3 separate regions of the Homo sapiens genome follow, and regions 2 and 3 are each linked to region 1. Evidence: chromatin loops called from intact Hi-C (ENCODE). Cell type or tissue: endothelial cell of umbilical vein. All regions are shown on one strand.

Region 1 (5,000 bases):
ACAGGTAAAACCAATACGGCGCCTGACCTCATCGAGCACAGATACATGCAAGATGTGCTATTTATTGTGTCTACAGACAATGCTCACAGGTGGATGGGAGCACCCTGTCTCTGACTCCTCAGAATTAGCAGTTGCTTCCTTCTTTAGCCAGCAAACTTCTGCTGTATACATTATAAACAAACACACAGGTCAGGAATAATACTTGGTTACCAGTAATGTGATAAAGTGTGAACACCCAAAATGCCCTTGACAATGAAAGTAACTGATACGTGTTGATTTGTCACTCTAGGTCTGGAATTTTATGTCTATTGTTCAAAAAGAAAAAAGAAAAGCCTGCTTTTCAAAGTTCTTAGCATGGACATTTTGGGGATCTCCAAAGCAAGACTATGAACTAATAATTTAAAATAAAGAGGCTTTGCTTTAATATCACACTCAATTTTGCTCTTGTAAAAGAATAGTCGGATAGTTAACAATTTACCTGATACGCTGGGTGCCTGCCAAGGTACTTGCCGGTTTTATTCTAAAATATGTCCTGCCAGGGGGACAAATGAGAGGGATTCCTCCATTTTGCATCTGTGTTTCATACCTGTGCTCTTAGCAAAGGAGTAGGTTGTGGGGGAGAAGGAGGGTCTTTTATATTCAGCTGTATGTACTATTTGACATCAGAGACCCCATGAATAATCACTCTTTTTTCCATTCGGCCACCAGCTAGCAGGTTGCAATTCTTTCCTACCTGGAGCGCTGCAGGGGGTGGGGCAAGTGGAGACATTACTGGACATTTGCATTTAAAGAATTAATAAAAATTCCTTATTTGCCTGAAAGCCCCATGAAGTTTATAACCTTGACGCTTTATAGCCCCCTGCACTGGTTTCTCTCCTGGTATGGCCCAACGAAGCAGCATAAATCTGTATTTTAAAGTATGCAATTAGTAATGTGCTACTGGACCGCATCCTGGAACTATGCAGTTCCCTTGGCCACAGAATTTCACAAAAGGGAAACAAACAATACAGAACAATGAAAGGCATTCCCTGAGCGATACTAACCTTGAGGTCACCCATATTAATGGCAGCTATTCCACGTGAACATTTCTTACTTCGAGCAAACAATGTGTCGAGGACAAAAAGGTCAAAACTGCCTTTCTTTGGGTTGACATAAAAGAACTTTTTAATTATTCTTGCCTAGAAATGGACATTACTGGGACTTCTGGGGGCTGATTTTCAGGGTTTAGTTTGCAGACCTACCATAGGATGCTCTGAGATCCACCCTTACAGCAGTCCCTGAGCCCAGGCAACCTCTAGGGTCCTGCACCCTTCTAGGGAAAACACAGAAAAAGGAGATTAGGGCTGTTACCAAGACCACTAGACTCCTGAGAATGGGTCCTGATGGAAGAAGGTGGGAGTCTCCACCGCCAACACCCTGCAGGTGCAGGGAGGAGGTGGGAGCACTGGAAAGGGAGTACCTTTGGAAAATTCAAGAATATTTCCTAGGTCGGGTGCGGTGGCTCAGGTCTGTAATCCCAGCACTTTGGAAGGCCGAGGTGGGTGGATCACTTGAGCTCAGGAGTTCGAGACCAACCTGACCAACGTGGTGAAACCCCGTCTCTACTAAAGCTACAAAAATTAGCCAGGTGTGGTGGCAGACGCCTGTAATCCCAGGTACTCGGGAGGCTGAGGCAGGAGATCGCTTGAACCCGGGAGGCGGAGGTTGCAGTGAGCGGAGATCGGGCCATTGCACTCCAGCCTGGGCGAAAGAGCGAGACTCTGACTCAAAAAAAAAAAAAAAAAGATTTCCTGACCTCAAGGAGAGAGAAAGAACCTAGGCCTGGGCTTGGCAACTGAAGAACACCAATTAGGGCTCCACAGGCCTGCCTCTCTTGTGTAACCTTTAAAAAGGAATTTCTTGGAATGTAAATGGAATCCCAAACTGGTGAGGCCACTCAGGGATTTGGTAGAGACTCAAGCGCCCTCTAGAGGCGACGCTGCGGTGTCTGGTCATTGGGCTGCTTGAGGAGGTTTGAGGAGGCGTGGGCGGTAGAGGGTAGGGGTTGGGGTGGGGTAGTTACCAAACACAAAAACAGGAGAAGGTTGTCAAGACACAGCACCCCTGGGAGCTGCCAAGGCAGCCCTAGTTAATAAGAGCGGTTCCCAAAAGCAGCAGTATCTTCTATTCCTGATTGTCACCCTTAAGGGAAACTGAAATTAGTCTTTGCTGACTACTTAACATCTGGGGATAGAGTGGGGAGGAAGAGCAGTCTTGCTTTGTTTTTTGAGACAGGGTCTTGCTCTGTCACCCAGGCTGGAGTCCAGTGGCGTGATGACAGCTCACTGCAGCCTCAACCTCCCAGGCTCAAGTGATCCTCTCACCTCAGCCTCCCAAGCAGCTGGGACTACAGGTGCACACCACCACGCCTGGCTAATTGGTAGTTTTTCCATCTTTTGGAGACCACTTTGTGCTCTTGAGCCCTTTTATGCTACACTGTCTGGATCCTTGACTCCAAAATTAATTCTTCTTATTTCTTCCTCTGAAAAACCTTTGCAGACTTCAACTTTACCACCTATCCGGGAACCTGACTCAGGCCACTGCCTCTCACAATGTCCCTAGTGAGACAGCCACTCTACAGAACATAGCTTGCTCACCACCGCTCCCACTGCTCTGACCATAGGAGGAGGCATCGTCCTCCCTTTTGCCACACCTTTGTAACCCCACAACAGGCTCCTCTAGTGACTGACTCATCACAGCAGAACACCACCTAAGGCTTCCACAAAGGTTCAAAAGCAACCAACTGGAGACAATATAAGATCACCTATCTTCTAAAATGTGAACTAAATGAATTAGAATTATCTAGGGTGTTTGTTATAAATAAGATTAAGGACCACATTCAGAATTTTATTTATTATTATTATTATTATTGTTATTGAGACAGAGTCTCACTCTGTTGCCTAGGCTGGAGCGCACTGGCGCAATTTTGGCTCACTGCAACCTCAACCTCCCAGACTCAATCTATCCTTCTACCCTAGCCTCCCGAGTAACTGAGACTTACAGGTGCACACCAACACGCCTGGCTAATTCGTGTATTATAGAGACAGGGCTTCACCATGTTGCCCAGGCTGGTCTGAAACTCCTGGTCTCAAAGCAATCCTCCCACCTCAGCCTCCCAAAGTGCTGGGATTACAGGTGTGAGCCACCATGCCCATTAAATACTTCAAATTTTAATTAGAATTTCTGGAAGTGGGTCAGATATCTGCATAGATGGCAAACTTCCCAGGTGGTATTTATGCACATTAATATTTGTTTTTGGTTTTTCTTTTTGAATTTTTTTTTTTTTTTTTGAGACAGAGTCTCGCTCTGTCGTCCAGGCTGGAGGGCAGTGGCACCATCTCGGCTCACTGCAAGCTCTGTCTCCCGGGTTTACGCCATTCTCTCGCCTCAGCCTCCTGAGTAGCTGGGATTACAGGCATGCGCCACCACGCCCAGCTAATTTTTTGTATTTTTAGTAGAAACGGGGTTTCACCGTGTTAGCCAGGATGGTCTCGATCTCCTGACCTCGTGATCTGCCCACCTTGGCCTCCCAAAGTGCTGGGATTACAGGCATGAGCCACAGTTCCTGGCTCATGCGCATTAATATTTGAACCACTGGCATGAAGAATAATTTTTAACTGTTATAAGATGTGGCTCTTCTTAGCGCCTAGAGAACCAGGTCCCAACACGGGGAAACCTTCCATGCATAGATTTCAACCTGCATTATTCCGTCAAACATTGTCCCACCCCCACCACTGGAAGTATACTGGTATGTCTGCTAAGTAAAGCCCTCCCAGGCAAAATGCCAAAAGACCCAGAGAAAGAGTTCTCCTTTTGTCCTTAGGCTAAGGCTTGCCCAAGTCCTTATTTCCAGTCCCAGGAATTGTTTCTTCCAAGACGACTGACCTGGGAATTACCACTGCCATGATGGAGACCACCTCCGAAATCCACAAAGGTATGATCTTGCTCTCAGAGACTCAGGACAATCACTTTAATATGCTTCCAAAAGTCGGGATTATTCTTTTCCTAAATAACACCTCAGGTCAGGCCTTGACAGTCCCAGCTGAGCTTGCTCAAGTCTAACCCAGTTTTTTTTATAGTCTCTCCTCTGTTATAAGATAAAGATGATGCCTAAGGCCAGGTGTGGTGGCTCACACCTGTAATCCCAGGACTTTGGAAGGCCAGGGCAGGAGAATCACTTGAGTCCAGGAGTTCGAGACCCATGTGGGCAATGTAGTGACAACCTGTCTCTACAAAAAAAATTTAAAAAATAAAAATCACCCAGGAATGGTGGTGTGCTCCTTAGTTAGCCTCTTAGGAGGCTGAGGTTGGAGGATCGCTTGAGCTCAGGAGGTCAAGGCTGCAGTGAGCCATGATCAGACCACTGCACTCCAGCCTGGGCAACACAGCAAGACCCCATCTCAAAAAAAAAAAAAAAACATAAAGCCTATATCCCTTCCTTGAACTGGAAATACAGCAGAATTCCTTAAGAAAAAGCAGGTGGTAACAGAAGAGAAAGCCCCATACCTAGAAAAGAGACATTTTGAATTCTTTGATCCTAAAATGTGATCGATTTTTAGACAGACCATCAATATGGTGCAGGGTTGTTATTTTTTCCAAAAACGACCAGTATATTAAATGCACACAAAAATGTTTTACCAATCAACCACAGCATACATTTATTCATGCAATTATATTCCACTTTGTTGTGTTCTGTTACAATCAAAGTTTGAGGCTTCTCTTCCTCATGAACTTCCAAATCACTTCTTACGGACAGCATGGTGTACGGCATCCAGTGGCGAACCTCCATGTACCATAAAACTTGCTCATCTTTACCACTTTGCGGACTAACAGGATAATGTCAAGGCATATTAAAGAATTCCAGGTTGTGGCCGGGAGCGGTGGCTCACGGCTGTAATCCCAGCACTTTGGGAGGCTGAGGCAGGCAGATCACCTGAGGTCAGGAGTTCGAGACCAACCTG
Region 2 (5,000 bases), 170 kb before region 1:
CGCCTGGCTATGCCATTTATTTTACTTTTTAAAGACCCTTTTAACTTCCTTTCAAGTTCTCAGGAATATTCTAGATTTAACTTATCAATTTTGTGGTTTCTGGGAATTGTTATTGAAATTCTGTAAGTTTGCTAAGCTTCCTACTAATTCATAAAATTACAAAATATTCTGAATCCATGACTGATGTTTTCAAAAACAAAATCATAGGCAATAATATACTTATCCAAGATTTTTCTTATGTAGGTAACCTTTTCTTGGATAGCTTCTTCAAAATGAAAATATCCTTTGTAACTAAACTGGACTATATAAGCAAATGATGTTTATTAGAATGCTGACTATTTTTCTCTCCTGAGCTTTTCATATAGATAGTATTGGTGTCGAATGTGCAGATTCCTTTTGAATATGGGAAATCATTGTGATATAACTGGTTTTCTCCTTAGTCCTTAGTCTCCTTAGCCCCTTAGTATATAACAATAGTTTTAACACAACTCAGTCAAAAACATGTAATGAACACTTATTGTAGGTGTTCTTGGCTAAGAATAAGGAAAAATATCAGAAAAACATAGTAATGTTTTGTATAAACTGAATATTAAAGACTGTTCTACCATTAGAGAGCTTTCTGTCTTGTTAAAGGAAATAAGAGCCAGTTATTCAGCAAAGAAATATATTATCAATGCAGGATTCGTGCAGACAGTAAATGGCTTTGAAATTTGTAATGAGATATGGAGTAGTTCTGTGATTGCTTTGGCAGCACATATGCTAAAATTGGAACAATACAGAGAAGATTAGCATGGCCTCTGCATGAGAATGGCATACAAATTTGTGAAGCATTCTATATTTTTAGCAATATATTGTACTCTTGAAAAATGCTAAGACAGTGAGTGTATTCTTAAATGCATGTTAATATGCAAAAATGCATATGTTCATTGGCTAGATTTAGTCATTCCACGCTGTATACATATTTCAAAACATCATGTTGTACATGATAAATACATACAAGTTTATTTGTTAATTAAAAAACAGAAATGGATTAGTTCTGCCTAAATATACTAGACTCAGAAGTTAATAATAAATGTGCATCCACCCCTTTGTTTAATTTGCCTTGGCTATTAAGTTAACATTTATGCTAAGAACCTTTGGCTGTTATAGTTTCCTATCATTTATTTGGTAAAAAGATTAATTGGAGAGGTGTTTCAATGGCTCCATTAGGAGATATGAAGAAAGCCCCACCATTGCCAGTATTTGGGAACTCAAAGCGTTTATTTTCTAAAGCAGGTGATGCTACATGAATTGCTGTCCACACCTTCTGCTACTTTCCTCTGTTGGCCAGAAGAATAATTTTAATGTCGCCCAAATGGATTATGCTGACCTCAACCCAGATCCCCCTGGGAGATATAAACTTCTTATATGTTCCTGGCTGGGTCATTGTAAATAATATCTACATGTATCCCAAAGCTCTGAATTATCCTCATCTGTAACAGACACAACGACTAAATGGTATCTGGAACGTAGTTAATTTTCTGGAAAATATTCAAAGGAACAAAATGAGCACTGCAATACAAAATTGCTGTCGACTTAACTTTTGCCAGTTTCCCTGGATGTGTAAGTAGAATTATATTTTCACAGAACTTGCAAAAATCTCAGACTCGGCTGCTATTTAATCTCTTTCCAGAAGCACCAGCCCTGAGCAATCCTATCTGCAATTAGCTGCGTGTGGTTGCTACTAAATTGCTCCCCATAAGTTAGTTCCTAACACTGTTTCACAGCACGGCATACTCTATAAAGGGAGAACGCTTGGAAGGACCGAAGAGTTCCCTTTGTCGTGCCCTTGCCCTGCCTCTGGACAACGATGTTCTTACACTGCCGACTAGCTAATCCTGTGACCCTTTTCTTTCAGCACCTTGAGTTTGAGTTAGGCAATACCTCTTACACCAAAGTGGGCACACCTTCGGATCATGTAGGCAGCGATTGTTTAGCCGAGACATCCCCCTACCCCCGCAAAAGGCAGCAGAGAAGCGGCGAACGCCGCTTAGCAGTTGGCGCGCTCTCAGTGCGGGTGACGCGGGGCTGGGTTGGGGTGTTCCGTCCCCGGGTCGTGGGACTCCCCGAGAGGGGGTGGCTGGAGGAGGAGGGAGGGCTTGTTTCGCTGGGGGATGTGGGAAGTAGGCGCTAGCCTGTTTCGCGGTTTTTTAAGCCCCTTGGCATGCCCTGACCTGATCTAGAGGGAGTCTACTGCTCTTAGGAATGTTCCGGGAGAAGGTGGGAGATTGCTTCCCAGGGGAGGCCTGTGGGTGCTGCAGGGCACCAGGGGGGTCACTAGGGAGATGCAGGGCGCGGGCCAGGAGGGGCGCCAGGGCAGCCGGGGGCCAGGCTGAGGCGACCGGGACCAGCGGGCAGCCGGGCGTCGGGGGCGTCGGTCGGGGCGCGGGGGACCCCCCCCCCGGGCGGCAGCGGCAGCGGCGATCCGATCCCGCGGGCTGCGCCGCCCGGGCTGTCAAGCGCGGGGGGCGGGCGGGAGGAAGGGGTGGAGGTGCGAGGGGAGGAGGGCTGGCACCGGAGCGCCGCGGCGTCGGTGCAATAAAAATGCATCGCATGGAACTGCCCGTGGAGAAGGACGGGACGGAGCCGGGGCAGCCAGAAGAGGTGGGAAAAGCGGAGGAGGACGCCCAGGAGGAGGCGGCGGCGGCGGCCGGGAAGTGAAAGGTCTCGCAAAGTTCAGCGGCGGCTGCGGGCGCCGAGCCCCGGGCTAGCGGCAGACGAGCCCGCAGGGCCGCTCCGCGGGGCAGCGCAGCCAGGCCGGCTATGGTCCCGGGGCTCCCGCCGCCCCCCAGGTGCCCGGGACCCGCCAGGCCGGTGCGCGAGGGTCACCCCACCTCCCCGCGCGGTCCCGGCCCCTGGCTCCCAGCTGCCGGCGACCGCTGACCGAGCCCGGCGCCCCAGGAGGAGGAAGAAACCAGGGCCCCGTTCCCTCCCGAGGACGGCGGCGCTTCATCCCGCAGCCCAGAGGTCTCGGCTCCCTCCGGCACCCGCCCGGCCCGGCTGCTCCCGGCTCCTCCCGGCCATGGGGAGCTGCGCGCGGCTGCTGCTGCTCTGGGGCTGCACGGTGGTGGCCGCAGGTGGGTGGTGACGCGGCGGGGCCCCCACCCCTTCCCTCGCTGCTTCTCTAACCCATCTCGGGACTCGGGGGTGCAGGGGAGCCAGGGCTGCGAGCGCAGAGCGCTGCTCCCGAGGGTGAAATGAGTGGCCATGTTCCGCCTCCTTTCCCCGGGGCTCCGCAGTTTCAAATACTATTGATTTATTTTTACAACTGGGATACACATGCGCTTGGATAACCAGCTATCCTGGGTGCGCCCTGCCGGGGATACTGCGACCGGGGTTTCTTTCTTGGTTTGGCTTGTTAAAAAACTGCTTTTCCACTTGGTGAGGGAACAAAGGACCCAGCTCGCCATCCCCCGGCACTTCATGGCCTAAGGAATGATGAGGAGGGGTGGCCCAGCGACCCTGGGCGCGCGTGGGCTGGGGCCGGTCTCTGGTAGAAGCCCATCGCTGGTGTCCCTGACCTGGTGCTGGGTACTAGAGAACCAGGTAAGGACACCTGGGGCAGGGCTGAGCGCCCTCTCCCCGGAGCAGTGACTGGAACGCAGTGGGACTCCTGGCTTGGACGATAGGTGGTGATCACCCCGGGCTTGCATTGAGCTGGCTGGCCGCCCCTGGGGAATTGGTACCCTGGCAGAGACTCTGCGGGAGGTCGGAGGCGGGTCTGCTCCCTGGCTCGGTAACTGGACAACCGGCGTCGGCGTCGGCAGATGCCCTCTCCCTCCCACTCCCATCCTGGCTTTCTTGGGCTGCCCTAGGCCACCGGCTCCTGGCTCGTGGTTTCTGTATTCGGGAGCCCCTTCTGCTCCTCTCCCTCCCTCTTGCGGGTCACCTGGTTTCCAGTTAGGCGTAAGCGCAGCCCTGTAGGTGAGGGGGAGAGATGTGAGGGAGTCTGCAGACATCCAGTCTCTCGTGCGGATCTTGACTGCTTCAGAAAGGGGCGCCTGGGCTAGAGGGATGCGCTGGTGGCTACAGAACATTGTAGCACGCATCTCCTCCCTTGGGCTTCCACTCTTCCCTGAGGGCCGCTGGCACCCAGCAAAATCCAGGCTTTCCAGTCTGCATCCCAAACCAGTCCAAGTCACAGGAGCATCCTTAGTATCATTGAATAGTCCCTTGAGTGACTCCAAGTATTTTGCCCCATGGATTCTTTATCTGGCTCAAATCTTTTCTGGACTTAGGAGTTTAGGGGCATTTAAAATTATTGGATATTTTTCCCAGGGACCTATTAAAGGCCTAAGATTTTACTTTAATTCTTGCACTCTTAAAATATGAGCTTTAAAAAAAACCTTTTCCTTCTCAAACCATATTATGGCAAAAACATGCAAGCCATTGAAAGGTTGTAAATAAACATCACAAGGCAAGTGTTTCAAGTCAAAAATACTTGTACAGGCAGTATATGATTTTCCTTGAAATTTTTTACAGGTGAGTCATAGCACATTGTGTGTTTGTGTGCTTCTGGCCACAAGCAACTGTTGCCCCAGCTAATGAGAAAAGTGGCAAACAGAACCCAGGCATAATGCACACTTTAATTTGACATTTAAAAAATAATGCCTAAGGAAGCCCTTTAGTTGCAAGGCTTCGTGGGGTTGGCCATTGTCAGTGTGTGAAATGTCTCTGTTGCAGCCTAAGCTGTCATTTGGCCTCCTCCAATCCTTACTATGACAACAGTTCAGAGGTACTGCTTCTTAAGCAGCAGAAACATTCAATTAGCCAGAATTTAAGGGTTGATTTCCTTTTCCCTCTTTCCCCCTCTGTTTTAACCTTTAAAATAGATGATTTTTGCTTAAGGTATTCACAATTAAAATGACAAACGCAAATCAAAGGATTATAGTATGTACTCAGAATGTTAATAAGTGGATAATGTTTATCATTTTAAGTCATTTTAAAACATTAAAGTCTGT
Region 3 (5,000 bases), 96 kb before region 1:
CTGCTTGGCTTCTTCCAGAGGAATAGAACCGATAATCCATTCAAGCACAGAACACTCATGAAGTGGCTCACCATGAGTCCAAACCCGACTCTGTCCTGGACAGCTCTTACTTAAAGGACAAGTTTTGGGAGGACACACCAATTTTATTTATAAAAGTGTCATCCCGAAGAGACTTGGCCAAAGTGGACCCCTCAAAATCCTTCTGCCAAGGGTCTTACAATGGCATAGTTTAGGGGTTAAGATGAGGATGCTAGAGTGAGACTGCTGGAGTTCAGGTAGCTTTACCACTTATTGGCTTTGTGGCCTTGGGCCGATTACTTAAACTCTTTGGGCCTTTGTTTTCTCCTTTGTGAAACTGGGCAATAATAGTTATACCTACTGTATGGGGTTTTCGTGTAAAGGAATTGAGTTAATATTTATACAATGCCTAGAATGGTGCCTGGGTATATAGTAAGAGCTACTCAGTGTTAGTTACTATTACTATTGTTGTTGTTATTTATCATCAGGTCCATAACTGACCCACATTCCTTGAGCTTACAATAGATCTCCAGGAGATGACCACTACGCATGAGGACATATTTATCAACATGCCTTGCCCAGGTATAAACCTGTATACCCCTTATAGGAAGCAATCTGGACAAAGCTAAATGTGACAAGTGAAATTATCTCGTTCCCACTTCAAATGCATAATTATCACCCTGCCTTCTTGGCAGTTTTAAAAATGAGACTAAGCTCGGTAACTTGAGTTCTCAAGGCTTCATAATATATATATTCCCTGAATGAAAAAAAAATACACGTTTATTGGAAACCCATTGTATGTCAGTTACCAGGGATTCAAAGACATTTAAGCCACTGTTTGTTCCCTGCAAGGTCTTACAATCTAGTAGAGAGAGGCGGATAATGTATGATTCCCATGCTGTACACTAAATGCCGTTTTCTTAGGGAATTTGCATTGGCTCCATTCATGGTTTTTTCAGGTCTGTCCATCAGAGCAAGGTCTTGGCAAATTAGTGAAGTAGGCACAGTTTGTTTTTGGCTCCTCTCTCCCCTTAAGACATTCCCTTTCCCTCCTCCGGGAAGTCCCAGTTCTAGGATTGAAAACATGATTATAATCTCTGCTGACATGTTTTTGCTAATAATATAAGGATTTGCCCCTCCTGAGGGTAAGTGCATTTTTGTAAGGAGGTCTTGAACCTAAAACATCATTCTAGAGCTAAAGGAATGAATTTATACAGAAAGAATTTCAGGTTACAGCTTAGCTGGGGGAAATGAAGCCTTAAGTACTGGTTAATTTTTATTCTTTAATTATAATTGTTTTTACACTATGCCTATCTTTATTTTATTGCCCATGCTTTTTTATGAGTGGGTTTCCTCAAGTGTTCAAGTATAGACAAAGAATAAGCAGTAAAGCTTTTCATTTCTACTTGCATTTTTACTACTTATATTATTGGGCAAGAGTTTGAAACACTCAGCCTTCAACCTATTTTGCCCCATTCTGACAGTAGGTTTCAGGCCTCCTTTTCACCAAACTCAATTATTATGCTTGATATTCACCATAGAACTTCTACTTCTTCTGTTAAATTAAAACATGCAAACCTTTAATGGGAAAGGGCATATTTTATTCGTTAATGAAAAAACATGTTTTTATCACAATGCTTTCTATTCAAAGGTTGTGTTGTAGCATTTGTTGTGCATGTTTTTGTCCTGAATAAGAGCAGCAGGTTCTAACAGGCTAGCCCATTATTAGAATTTATTTCTTTTCATGAATAACAAGTTCATTATTTTAGAAGTTTAATCCTTTTCTCTAAAAGGGGCATACTATCTCTTTAGAAATTAATCAGTTTTTGCCTTCACATTTGGTCTTCAATTGCTGTATAGCATTGTTTCACTCTCTAAATTATGTGTCATAGCTATAGAGGTCCATGAATTGCTGCAGCTGTCGTTAAGGGGGCATTTTTCTATGGTCCATAGAATAAGCACTGTTTGTATCCTCTTTTCACAAACATTTTTTTAAAGTTCCCATGATGGTCTAAGAGAATATTCATTTTCAATTGGAATTAAAATTTGCATGGTAACAAATTGAAATCATGTATATAAATAATAATGACACAGTAGCACAAGGAAATTATTCAACTGATGAAATTCAAAGATTTCTGTGTACTTTGCTCTAAAACAAATCTTTTTTTCATTAACTTTCATTATAATTTTTAGTAGGACATGATCAACAAGAGACTCAAACAATAGTTGTTCCTTTCTTTCTTGGAAAGCAATTGGGAAGCAAATTTTATCAGACATTCCTAGAATAATTTAGTTAATGTAAGTCCTTCAAAGCATTAACCAGGTGGATTTTCTGCTTTTGTAATTCCATTATGGTCAACGTCTGTGGTACATCACTGGAGATAAAGTACATCTTTATTTGGGAGGAGGAACTAGAATAACATTTAGTCCAAGAGTACCATAGTCACAAGCAATGGGAAACATGCAGTAGAGAGAGAAGAAAGCTGAAGGAGAGAAATAAAAAAGGATCGTATTTATTTTCATTTAAGTATAGTCAATATAGATGAATGAAAGTCTGTCTTCAGAGACTATTAATATTTATTTACTTTTCCATTTGTGTCACATTGGGTAGTTGCTGCAGGAAAGAGGAAATACTCTCTTAGCTCTTCCTCGTTTGATTTTCAGATGATTCCAGGAATGTTCTGCATTGGTAAGTGGCAACAGGATCCAGCTATATGTCATTTAAGCCTAATCTGGGGGCTCAAAAAGGATTTTGGGTAGTTTCTGCAACCAAATAGTATTTACAATACAGAGAAACAGGCCTTGAAATCATAGAACCTTAAGACTAGAAGGAACCTAAAAGTTGTTTAAGCCAATCTTCCATGTTTAAATATTCTACAACAATCTTGGTAAGCATCCATCCCATATGCTTGATGCTGTCAATGAACAGCTTCCCACAACCTCCTGGCTGGTCAGTTTCAAACTCAACCACATGATTGCTGACTACTGAAAGCGTTCTGCCCCAAAAGGAAGGACAATGAAAAAGCAGCTTTTCTAGGCAAGTCCCGTGTATCTTCCAGTTATGAATCTAAAAGATAATAATTTCCCTATTTCACCTCCCCCTGACCTAAATTCTTATGTCTCTTGCCTCAAATATGAGGAAATAATATTTTATCTTCCATGCCTATTTGGCTTTAATATATGATATTATCACCAAAGTAAACAGCTCTTAACGAGCATGCTGTTCCAGTAATTCCTTGACTGACTGGTTCAATGTGTGTATGAGTCCCTTCCTGTAAGATAAATGTGCTAAAAATGACTGGCAAGTGCGTTAATATTAGTAGCAAATAAACTCAATTAAATACGAGTGTGAAAACTTTTGACATTGGCAGAGAAGAGTATTCTTAGCATAACAGGGAAGTTTATGGAAATCATAGAATATCCAAAATTCTATTCACCTCTTGGGTCATTAGAAGTTGTAGTTTTGCTGTTAAGGTAAATTACTCATTTTTTAATTAGATAACTAGACACCGCTTTTCTTCAACTCAACCTTAAATACATAATCCCATTTTCCTGCTCCTTATCTAGTTCATGTTTGTATACCAAACAAGAGCTATGTTTAACCTATTACTAAAGTTTCCTTTTTCTGTTTTTTTTTTTTTTCAATGAAGACCTAGTTTTACTTGCACATTTTTCACGAGCATCAAATAGTGGATGATCTTTCAAGCTTGAACAGCAACAGTTGTATTGCTGAGGAAGGATTTCTTGTTTCAAATTGTCTAGGTAATGATTTACAGCTATTTTTGGTAATTCTCAAAATGACAGCTCCTTGAATTTTTCTGTATGCAGAAAAATTTGCTGGGCTAGCATCTTTCAGACCCCGGGAGGTTCATCCCAATCCTTGGCATGTGGGATCAAGGGAATGCTCTGAAATCCTCGCTGTAGAGGGAATTGACTTGTCCAACATTATCTTGTGATACATGTGAATGTTTGACGAGGTAACTCTAAATATCTGCGGACTCCTGAGGCCTGAGATTTGTGGCAGGATGAACCCATGTGTTGGGTGATATTACGTATAGGCCTTAGGCCTTCCAAGACCAAACCTGATAAGTTGAACCTATGATGATGGTTGAGCTCCTTTGAAGAGGACTCACAGTACTTTGCAGCATCTTGCTTCATACAGTATTCAATAAACGGTTGCTAAAAAGTGGAAAAGAGGGCCAGGCATAGGGGCTCATGCCTGTGATCCCAACCCTTTAGGAGGCTGAGGTGGGAGGATCACTTGAGCCTAGGAATTGGAGACCAGCCTGGGCAATGTAGTGAAACCCTATCTTTACAAAAAATACAAAAATTAGCTGGGCATGGTGACATGTGCCTGTTGTCCAAGCTACTCGGGAGACTCAGATGGGAGGATCACTTCCGCCCAGGAATTCAAGGTGTCAGTGATCTGTGATCACACCATTACACTTCAGCCTGAGCAACAAAGCAAGACCCTGTCTCTAAAAAAAATTAAAAATAAATAAGTAAAATTAAAAAATGGAGAGGATGCAAAAAAACTACATAAGAATTAACATGCTGATGTAACTGGAAAATCAGGAAAAAGAAATTAACAACCTTTTCAACTTCTGAATATTTTCAGAAAATACATGTGGGTGCCACTGGTTATTGTAAGGCATGAGCTGGGGGGAAAGCTGGAGAAGAAACCATAAAAGGAAAAAGGGAAGAAAGAACATAACAGGCAAGATAGGAGAGAGATAGAAATAATATTTTTAAAAAAAGAGAAGAAAAGAAAGTATATTTAATATATCTTTCACATCATTTCCTTACTCAAAAATCTTCAATGGATCTGCATTGCTTACAGGATAAATTTCAGCCTCTTTAAGCTAATGTTTAGTGTGTTCTGTGATCTGGATTGAACCTACCTCTCGAACACATACCTCTGGTTTATTTATTGATTGTCCCTGACTATTCCTTTAGGGTTTTTATATTCTTGTCTTTGCTCC

Evidence for each region. Peaks named below come from ENCODE experiments on the same cell type or tissue, not always from the same donor. Only the 100,000 strongest peaks of a DNase experiment are listed, where the experiment ranks them.
Region 2: a loop joins it to region 1, with 6 times the contacts of the local background. A loop is called at or near these places in 11 of 110 quality-filtered maps.
Region 3: a loop joins it to region 1, with 1.9 times the contacts of the local background. A loop is called at or near these places in 6 of 110 quality-filtered maps.

Annotation. Positions count from the first base shown.
Region 1 is chr12:95,620,739-95,625,738 of GRCh38, reverse strand. No RefSeq gene overlaps it. Among named protein-coding and RNA genes, the nearest start is that of USP44, 72 kb to the right of the region's middle. RefSeq lists a silencer at 1,961-2,030 and an enhancer at 2,038-2,992. In endothelial cell of umbilical vein, a CTCF peak has its summit at 1,963 (motif pointing left); DNase peaks (open chromatin) are centred at 1,018 and 1,948; H3K27ac peaks cover 2,098 bases.
Region 2 is chr12:95,788,371-95,793,370 of GRCh38, reverse strand. It overlaps NTN4 (netrin 4), which reads left to right and starts at 2,607. Exons shown (of 10, transcript NM_021229.4): 1 at 2,607-3,116. The coding sequence starts at 3,062. It also overlaps the pseudogene RNU6-247P. In endothelial cell of umbilical vein, no CTCF peak of the experiment used is centred here; DNase peaks (open chromatin) are centred at 1,880, 2,590 and 4,520; H3K4me3 peaks cover 3,234 bases; H3K27ac peaks cover 2,842 bases.
Region 3 is chr12:95,716,325-95,721,324 of GRCh38, reverse strand. The region is part of intron 3 of NTN4 (netrin 4); the gene reads left to right. LOC105369919 (a long non-coding RNA gene) reads left to right here. Exons shown (of 3, transcript XR_001749273.2): 2 at 507-600; 3 at 2,630-5,000. Among named protein-coding and RNA genes, the nearest start is that of NTN4, 72 kb to the left of the region's middle. In endothelial cell of umbilical vein, no CTCF peak of the experiment used is centred here; a DNase peak (open chromatin) is centred at 3,124.